Linked DNA regions of Homo sapiens: region 2 is linked to region 1. Evidence: chromatin loops called from intact Hi-C (ENCODE). Cell type or tissue: Caco-2. All regions are shown on one strand. Region 1 overlaps PEX14 (peroxisomal biogenesis factor 14). Region 2 overlaps PEX14 (peroxisomal biogenesis factor 14).

What was found. A loop is a pair of places that touch in the nucleus more often than their neighbours do. Peaks named below come from ENCODE experiments on the same cell type or tissue, not always from the same donor. Only the 100,000 strongest peaks of a DNase experiment are listed, where the experiment ranks them.
Region 2: it touches region 1 in a loop (2.6-fold over the local background); 4 of 110 quality-filtered maps call a loop at or near these places.

What each region holds. Positions count from the first base shown.
Region 1 is chr1:10,597,045-10,601,044 of GRCh38, forward strand. It overlaps PEX14 (peroxisomal biogenesis factor 14), which reads left to right. Exons shown (of 9, transcript NM_004565.3): 4 at 2,194-2,322. Among named protein-coding and RNA genes, the nearest start is that of PEX14, 120 kb to the left of the region's middle. In Caco-2, no CTCF peak of the experiment used is centred here; DNase peaks (open chromatin) are centred at 2,357 and 2,697; H3K4me3 peaks cover 1,136 bases.
Region 2 is chr1:10,505,594-10,509,593 of GRCh38, forward strand. The region is part of intron 2 of PEX14 (peroxisomal biogenesis factor 14); the gene reads left to right. Among named protein-coding and RNA genes, the nearest start is that of PEX14, 33 kb to the left of the region's middle. RefSeq lists enhancers at 1,751-1,810, 1,841-1,900, 3,075-3,763. In Caco-2, CTCF peaks have their summits at 1,970 and 2,169; DNase peaks (open chromatin) are centred at 2,058, 2,468 and 3,208.

The DNA.
Region 1 (4,000 bases):
TCCCTTTAACCAGCTCCGGCCCTCAGGGCCACAGCACAGTCTGTAACTTACTGTATATTTCCCCAGTGTTAAACATTATTGTACTTGTTTATATTTGAAAGAGCCAAAAGGGAAAATGAGAATGCAACTGAATGCTCCTTTTGGGAAAATTATCTTCATTTGCAGCCAGCGGCTGACAAGGCACACGAACCACCAGGTTTATAAAATTCCGTAGTGTACCAGTGACCATCAGCCTGTGCTGACATCGCAGATGCTGCTTTCTTCTCTAATGGCTGATTATGAACTGGTTAAAACAATGTCTTTCCCACCAGGGCTCCGAAAGGGGTTCCCCTTCCTGTTTAGTCGGAGCGATCGGCAGTCACTACACAGGCTGGAACCTGAGAGGCACAAACTCAGGGCGGGGGTATTCTCTGTTGTTGCCTGGCTTGCCTGTTGGTCCTGTCCCTGTTCTTCTTGGAAGGTGAAATTATGGGTAAAGCAGTCCCTTTGCAGCAAGCACCCCCTCTCTAGCTCCACTCTACTGACCTTCAGCTTTTGTCTTTGGAAGGTGGTACGTGATGCGCTGTGAACCCTGGAAGCATTTTCATCCAGCCCACCAATCTGTTGAGAGCATGGTGCTATCAGGGCAACCCGGTGGCTCTTCAGACTTCCCAGTGGTGAGGCTGTGCCTGCCCTTGGCCAGCTCCACTGTGTGAAGAGGGTAAAGAGGGGAACAGCTGCAGTTTTAAATGGGGATAGTCCTCAACTCCTCAGCACAGAGAAGGGAAAAAAGAGTCCAGGGCTGTTTAGAAAAGTTCGGGCATTTTCCTTTGACTAGCTGTGGTAGGGCATGAAAAGTTTGAGGGGTGGCTGCAGTCAACTCATATGCCAGTATGGTGCAGGGCGGAGCTGTGCTTTAAAGCATTAATGTGCACCATCTATTAGCCCCTAGGCATGGAGTATGAGGCACCATCCTTTTGAAGATGCTGATCCTCAGAACCTCCTTGTACTTCATCTACCCCCAGGGGCAAATATACCATGCTGTGGGCCTCTAATGGAGAGCTGCCGACCAGATGTGGAAAAGCTCTCGGCTGTAGTTTAAAAGCTCTGTGTTGCGGCTCGCTTGGATGTTGGGATTCCTGGAACAGCAAGGGCTGGCCGAGTGGTCTTTTGCAGACTAACAGTGACCTCCCACCTGCTTTTCCCACTCTCAGCAGCTGGAGTGCCTTTGTACACACAGCTACTTCCTGAGCTGGCCCCGTGTGACCGCTCCTTTCATACTTGAGCGCCACATTTCATTCTGTTCTTTGGGTTGGATGGGGCTCTCTTCCTCCTCCCAAGAGTCAGTGTCCCAAATTGGCTCAGACCCGGTGGAAATATCCCAGCTGTGTCCCCACTGGAAATGCGGCCTTCATGGGTTTTCATTTGCCTTTTATTCTTCTGTGGGCAAATCCTCTCCACATGGCATAGCCACTGCAGATGGCGCCCTGCCACTTCCTGATGTCCCATGTATGGTGTGGTTTAGAGTGTCGGGAGGATTTCAAGAAGGGAAAAGAAAAACTAGCCAAAGGCGATACAGGCAGCGTGTGATAGGCTAGAATAATAATCATCTGAAAGTTTGGGCCTGGCCTTGTTTTGATCTGTTTTCTTGTTTTATTTTCTTCTTTACATTCTATATCCCATTCATACTAATCACAGTCAGTCCTGATTTTTCTTTTTATTTCTGCATTTGTCATAAAATAAAGCAAATTATTCCCGTCTTCAGAAACGATCTAGACTAATTAGTCGTCTCACCCAATAATTAGTTTTTTGTTTCCCTGTCTGTTTTCGTGCATTATTGTTAGTTTTTTCCCCTCTTTTTTTTTTAACACCATTACAGATTAAAATGAGCCACATTTGCAGTTGATGGTATCTGTTTTCGGGGGAAGAATGGAGAATTGCAGTACCGAGCGACTTCAAAAGCAGCAATAAACTCAAGGATAAATTAAGGAAATTGAATGAGCCACATTTGGAAGCAGTGTTGAGGCTAATATTCTGTCGCTTAAGGTTAAATTGCAACTGAGAGAGGTTCCGGAGAATCTGAAATCGGGGAGGCAACTTACTAGGATGCGAGGCATTCTGTGGCTGTAAAGGTCTTTGCTCAGTGAAGATTCTGTTGCAGCTATGGACACTGACAAAAGGTACTCACCTGCAATGATGTCCTCTTCTCCCCAGGGCTGACAGATGAAGAGATTGATATGGCCTTCCAGCAGTCGGGCACTGCTGCCGATGAGCCTTCGTCCTTGGGCCCAGCCACACAGGTGGTTCCTGTCCAGCCCCCTCACCTCATATCTCAGCCATACAGTAAGTCACCCGCTCAAACTCCTGCTTAACCTTGATTGGGATTCAGGACTCTGGCCAAAGGGCAGTGTTCTGTATCTCCCAGACTTAGCAAACCAGGAGAAACTGGGAGCAGCAGAAAGCTCTTGGGTTTTTCCCAAGGAATGTGACACACCCCAGTCTTCTAGACAAACTTTTTAAAGTATGTGACAAAGGTTTAAGAAGAGACAAGGGATCAGAATAAATGATTTTATTGTTGTTTCAGGTATTTTGGTTACATGCAGAAAACCTGTACAACTATTTATTGATTCTGTTCCCATCTCCTCATACCAGTGCTTTTGAATGTTACTGTTTCACTAAAAACAGCGTGACCATCTGACTCATGGGTGCATTCTTGTTTGCTCACTGCAATAACCTGTCTCCCACTTCTATTTTTTTAAGTTAATATTTGTAAGTTTAGGTCAGCCTCCATTTCCCTCCCTCCCTTGTCCTGGCTATACTTTGTACGTTTATGTAGTAGCGGTCTGTTAGGGAATTTCAGGTTAAAACATGAAGTTCCTTTTTGAATGTTTCTTTTAATTATACGAGATCATGACCCATGAGGGGTCTTTCGTTGTCTTAAATGAAAGCTACTATAGGAATAAAGTTTCTTCAAACAAGTTATAAATGCATACCTCCAAAATGCAGCCAGAAGCCCTCCTTGAAATCACTTATAAAAAGTTTAAAAAGGCTAAAATTGACTACAAAGTTATGGAAAATAGCTCCATTTTGTTTCTTTAATGAAACTCAGCATTGGGCCGGGCACGTTGGCTCACGCCTCTAATCCCTGCACTTTGGGAGGCTGAGGCGGGTGGATCACCTGAGGTCAGGAGTTCGAGACCAGCCCGGCCAACATGATGAAACCCTGTCTCTACTAAAAATACAAAAAATTAGCCAGATGTGGTGGCAGGCGCCTGTAATCCCTGCTACTCAGGAGGCTGAGGAAGGAGAATTGCTTGAACCCGGGAGGTGGAGGTTGCAGTGAGCCGAGATCGTGCCACTGCACTCCAGACTGGGCAACAAGAGCGAAACTCTGCCTCAAAAAAACAAACAGGCAGGGTGCAGTGGCTCACATCTGTAATCCCAACACTTTGAGAGGCCAAGGCAGGCGGATCACTTGAGGTCAGGAGTTCGAGACCAGCCTGGCCAACGTGGTGAAACCGTGTCTCTACTAAAAATACAAAAAATTAGCCGGGCGTGGTGGCACACGCCTGTAATCCCAGCTCCTTAGGGGGCTGAGGCAGGAGAATCACTTAAACCCAGGAGGTGGAAGTTGCAGTGAGCCGAGATCACGCCGCTGCACTCCAGCCTAGGTGACAGAGTGAGACTCTGTCTCAAAAAAAATAAAATAAAATAAAGAAACTCAATACTGGATCTGTGATCTCTCAAAATGCCTTTTCTATAATTGTTATTCTCAGAAGTTTTATTTTTGCAAAAAATGATTTAAAACTGTTAGATATCAGATTTTAAGGCCGGGCGCAGTGGCTCCCGCCTGTAATCCCAGCACTTTGGGAGGCCGAGGCGGGTGGATCATGAGGTCAGGAGTTCGAGACCACCCTGGGCAACAAGAGCAAAACTCCATCTCAAAAAAACAGACAGGCCGGGCGCGGTGGCTCACGCCTGTAATCCCAGCACTTTGGGAGGCCAAGGCGGGCGGATCACT
Region 2 (4,000 bases), 91 kb before region 1:
TCACAGTCTCCTGGGCTCAAGTGAACCTTCTCTTTAGCCTCCCAGAGTGCCAAGATTACAGGTGTGAGCCACCCGGCCCAGCTTGTGTGTATTTTTTTTTTTTTTGAGACGGAGTCTTGCTCCGTTGCCCAGGCTGGAGTGCAGTGGCATGATCATGGTTCACTACAACCTCCGCCTCCCGGGTTCAAGTGATTCTTGTGCCTCAGCTTCCTGAGTAGCTGGGATCACAGGTGTGTGCCACCATGCCCAGCTAATCTTTGTATTTTTAGTAAAGACAGGGTTTTGCCATGTTGGCCAGGCTGGTCTTGAACTCCTGGCCTCAAGTGATCTGCCCGCCTCAGCCTCCCAAAGTGCTGGGATTACAGGCTTATGTGTACTTTTGAGAGTCGTTTAGAGTCTTTTGTGAAATGAAGCAGGGGTATCAATAAGAACATATTTTTAAAACTGTGTCAAGAGCTTGCATTTGGCATCCCTGTCTGACCAACTTGCTGTTTGGGTCCCATGGAACGTACTCACCAGGCTCTTGGTGCTCTGAACAAGGCAGGTCCTCAGCCAGTCTCTCCCACACTCATCTGTACCCCAGGAGCTAGTTTGTCCCTAAACCTGTGTCCTTGTATTAAACATGATGTCAACAGGTGAACTAAGAGTGTGAAGAGAGGGTTCTGCAAATATAATGTGTTCTTTTTTTGTGTGTTTTTTTGAGATGGAGTTTCGCTCTTGTTGCTGCCCAGGCTGGAGTGCAATGGCATGATCTTGCTCACTGCAACCTCTGCCTCCCAGGTTCAAGTGATTCTCCTGTCTCAGCCTCCTGAGTAGCTGGGATTACAGGCATGCGCCGCCATGCCCGGCTAATTTTTTGTATTTTTAGAGACGAGGTTTCTGTATGTTGGTCAGGCTGGTCTTGAACTTGCGACCTCAGGTGATCCGCCCGCCTCGGCCTCCCAAAGTTCTGGGATTACAGGCGTGAGCCACCACGCCTGGCTATAATGTGTTCTATAAAAAGAAATGTGAAAAGAAAGTTTTATGAAAACTAAGTTAAATGCTTTGCTAAATGTGAATTGCTAAAAACATTGCTGTCAAATTAGGTGTGAGCGAGATGACAGTTAAACATTAGAGGAAGATCATAAACATCTAGAAGGATTCTGTACTTTGATTGCTTTACTGATGTCTTGAAGTTCTTACTTTGCTTTAGAAATTGTGGAGGCTGTGTTATGGGTAGGGTTTATGCAAGAAAGACGTCTGGGAACTTCAGTCTGTGGGCCCACACTCAAAGCAAAGGGCTTGGCTTTACATCAAAAGATCAGCAGTGACTGAATGTTTATAGGTTTTCAGTTAATAGAAAATGTTTTCAGTATGTGGAGCAGGTTCCATTTTTGATTCCCTGCTTTAACTGATTTTTTGATTAACCGAACAATTACTAGCTCCGATCACATAGGCCAGGAGGGCTTCTACTCTGTAATATTCTGGCCTCGCTGTTGGTGTCTTTATTTTGGTCTCGCTGTTGGTGTCTTTATTTTGGTTACTTTGTTTGATTCCAACAAATTTGTGAGAATTACTCATTTTGCAGTGAGGAGACTGAGCCCAGAGCATTCAAGTTCCTACAGCTAAGAAGTGGCAGGACTGGGATTGAAAGCTGGTGTCCATGCTGCTGAACCTGTGCAGACGGGGAGAGCAGGTATGGGTGCGGTGTGGACCGCGCTGTCAGGCACACTAGCGTGCGTGCGGGGCGCCCGCTGCACAAACGTATCTTCAGCCGATGCTCAGTGCTGCCTGGTGATTCTGTACCTCCTTTCTGAGGCTGCTGCCTTAGTGTGCTCTCCGTGGTTGGAGTCTTTTGTGTGCATCTTAGCTGTTGAAAAGGCGCCTATTAATTTATCACAGGTGATGTGTGCCTCCTTGTGCTCAGAGGAGGCGTCTGCACCCATGTACCTCACTAATGACAGGTTATGGGATGGAGAGGAGATAATAGGATCTTTTCATGTGATGTCTATATAGCAAGGTGCTATGCCCCTGGTAGCTTCTAGGGGGCAGCAGCCGCTTGTTGTTCTGTCTCTTGCTGGCGGGGAGAAGGTTGGACAATTGAGCAATTTGCTCTGGACTCCAGCTCTTAAAGTGGTGCCTGCAGGTCTCCAGGGAGTCACTGGAATCCGCATAAGTAAAGAAAATACAATATCCAGGATCTTTTATTTCTACTTTCTCTGCCCCCTCAGGTAAATCCTTTATCTGTGTTTCTATCAACATCCACAAATTCCTCATTGTCAGAGTTAAGGCAGCAAAGTTCACCTGCTTTGAAGATAAGAGAATAGAGATGTCTTTAAGAGAGTAAAATCTTTCTGTCAGATCTTACTTGTTGCCAAGAGCTAGACATTGATAACCCACTCAAATAATGTTTAGAGGTTTTGAAACTTTCCCCCATGGGCACGTGTCTTTAATTCTGTTGGGAATACCACTGTCATATGGTTGATTACCTGTTCTTCCTGTCAGCATTTCCCCCCAACCCCACTCCCTCCCCCTATCCAAACTAGTCTTACAGAGGTTTCTCTTCAATTCTAAATGACTTATTTCAGAAACACATGAAGGGGAACATTGCAGATGTGCCATTTTTTTGTTTTTTGTTTTTGTTTTTTTTTTGAGACGGAGTCTCGCTCTGTCACCCAGGCTGGAGTACAGTGGTGCGATCTCGGCTGTCTGCAAGCTCCGCCTCCCGGATTCATGCCATTCTCCTGCCTCAGCCTCCCGAGTAGCTGGGACTACAGGCGCCCGCCACCATGCCCTGCTAATTTTTTTGTATTTTTAGTAGAGACGGGGTTTCACTGTGTTAGCCAGGATGGTCTCGATCTCCTGACCTCGGCCTCCCAAAGTGCTGGGGTTACAGGCGTGAGCTGCCGCGCCCGGCCTTGGATGTGCCAGATTTTTAGATTGGGGGCCCAAGACTGACATATGGGCAACTTGTGCCTTGTCAGAGTGAGTCCCAGCTCCCTCCCCCCCAGAAGTGCACCTCCTACTGTGCCCTCTGAATGCTCCTGCCTGCCAGATCTTCCAGCTGTGTGGCTGAGGCAGGTGCCCAGGAGGAGAAAGGCTGGTTGCAGGCAGAACCAGATGGTTGCAGTCCACACGGGGAAGCAAATTGGCCGTGACATTTCAGCCATGTGAGGTTTATTTAGGATTAGCTAAGAATTCTCAGCCTTGACTCCACTGAGGGAGGAGCGGGTGACCTAGGGCCACTTTCTTGTGGCTTTGCATTCTTTCAGGCTTTCATCTGAAGATCCCAGGGTACTGGGGAAGGGTGGGAGTTTCCATCCAGCTCCACTGCAGAGAGTGGCATTCCTGAAAGACAAAGGCATGCCTCCTTTTTTTTTTTGAGACGGAGTCTCGCTCTGTCGCCCAGGCTAGAGTGCAGTGGTGCGATCTCGGCTCACTGCAAACACCGCCTCCTAGGTTCACGCCATTCTCCTGCCTCAGCCTCCCGAGTAGCTGGGACTACAGGCGCCCGCCGCCACGTCCGGCTAATTTTTTTGTAATTTTTTTTTGTTGTTAGTAGAGATGGGGTTTCACCATGTCAGCCAGGATGGTCTCAATCTCCTGACCTCATGATCCGCCTGCCTCGGCCTCCCAAAGTGTTGGGATTACAGGCGTGAGCCACCGCGCCCGGCAAAGGCATGCCTCTTAACCTCACCTCTCCAGCTCTCTGTTGTCTGAAAAATGGCAGTTAATAGAATTTGTTAATAAACAGAAGAAATAACGAGAAATAGTGGCACATCATTTGACAGTAAGGTGGTTTATAATTTCTGTTTATCAAATGATTCTCATTATTATTATTTCTATTGGATTTTTGAAGAATTCAGCCTGGTCCCCAGAGCCCCATTTGTAAGGCATTTTATTTCTTTATAATATCTAGAAATAACTTCAGTTCCAGTGAAATCCAGATCTGTGGTCCCATCCCACTCCCCAGCCCTGGTTCTCTCCCCTTCCTCTCTGCTTGTCTTCTGTGACCTCAGCG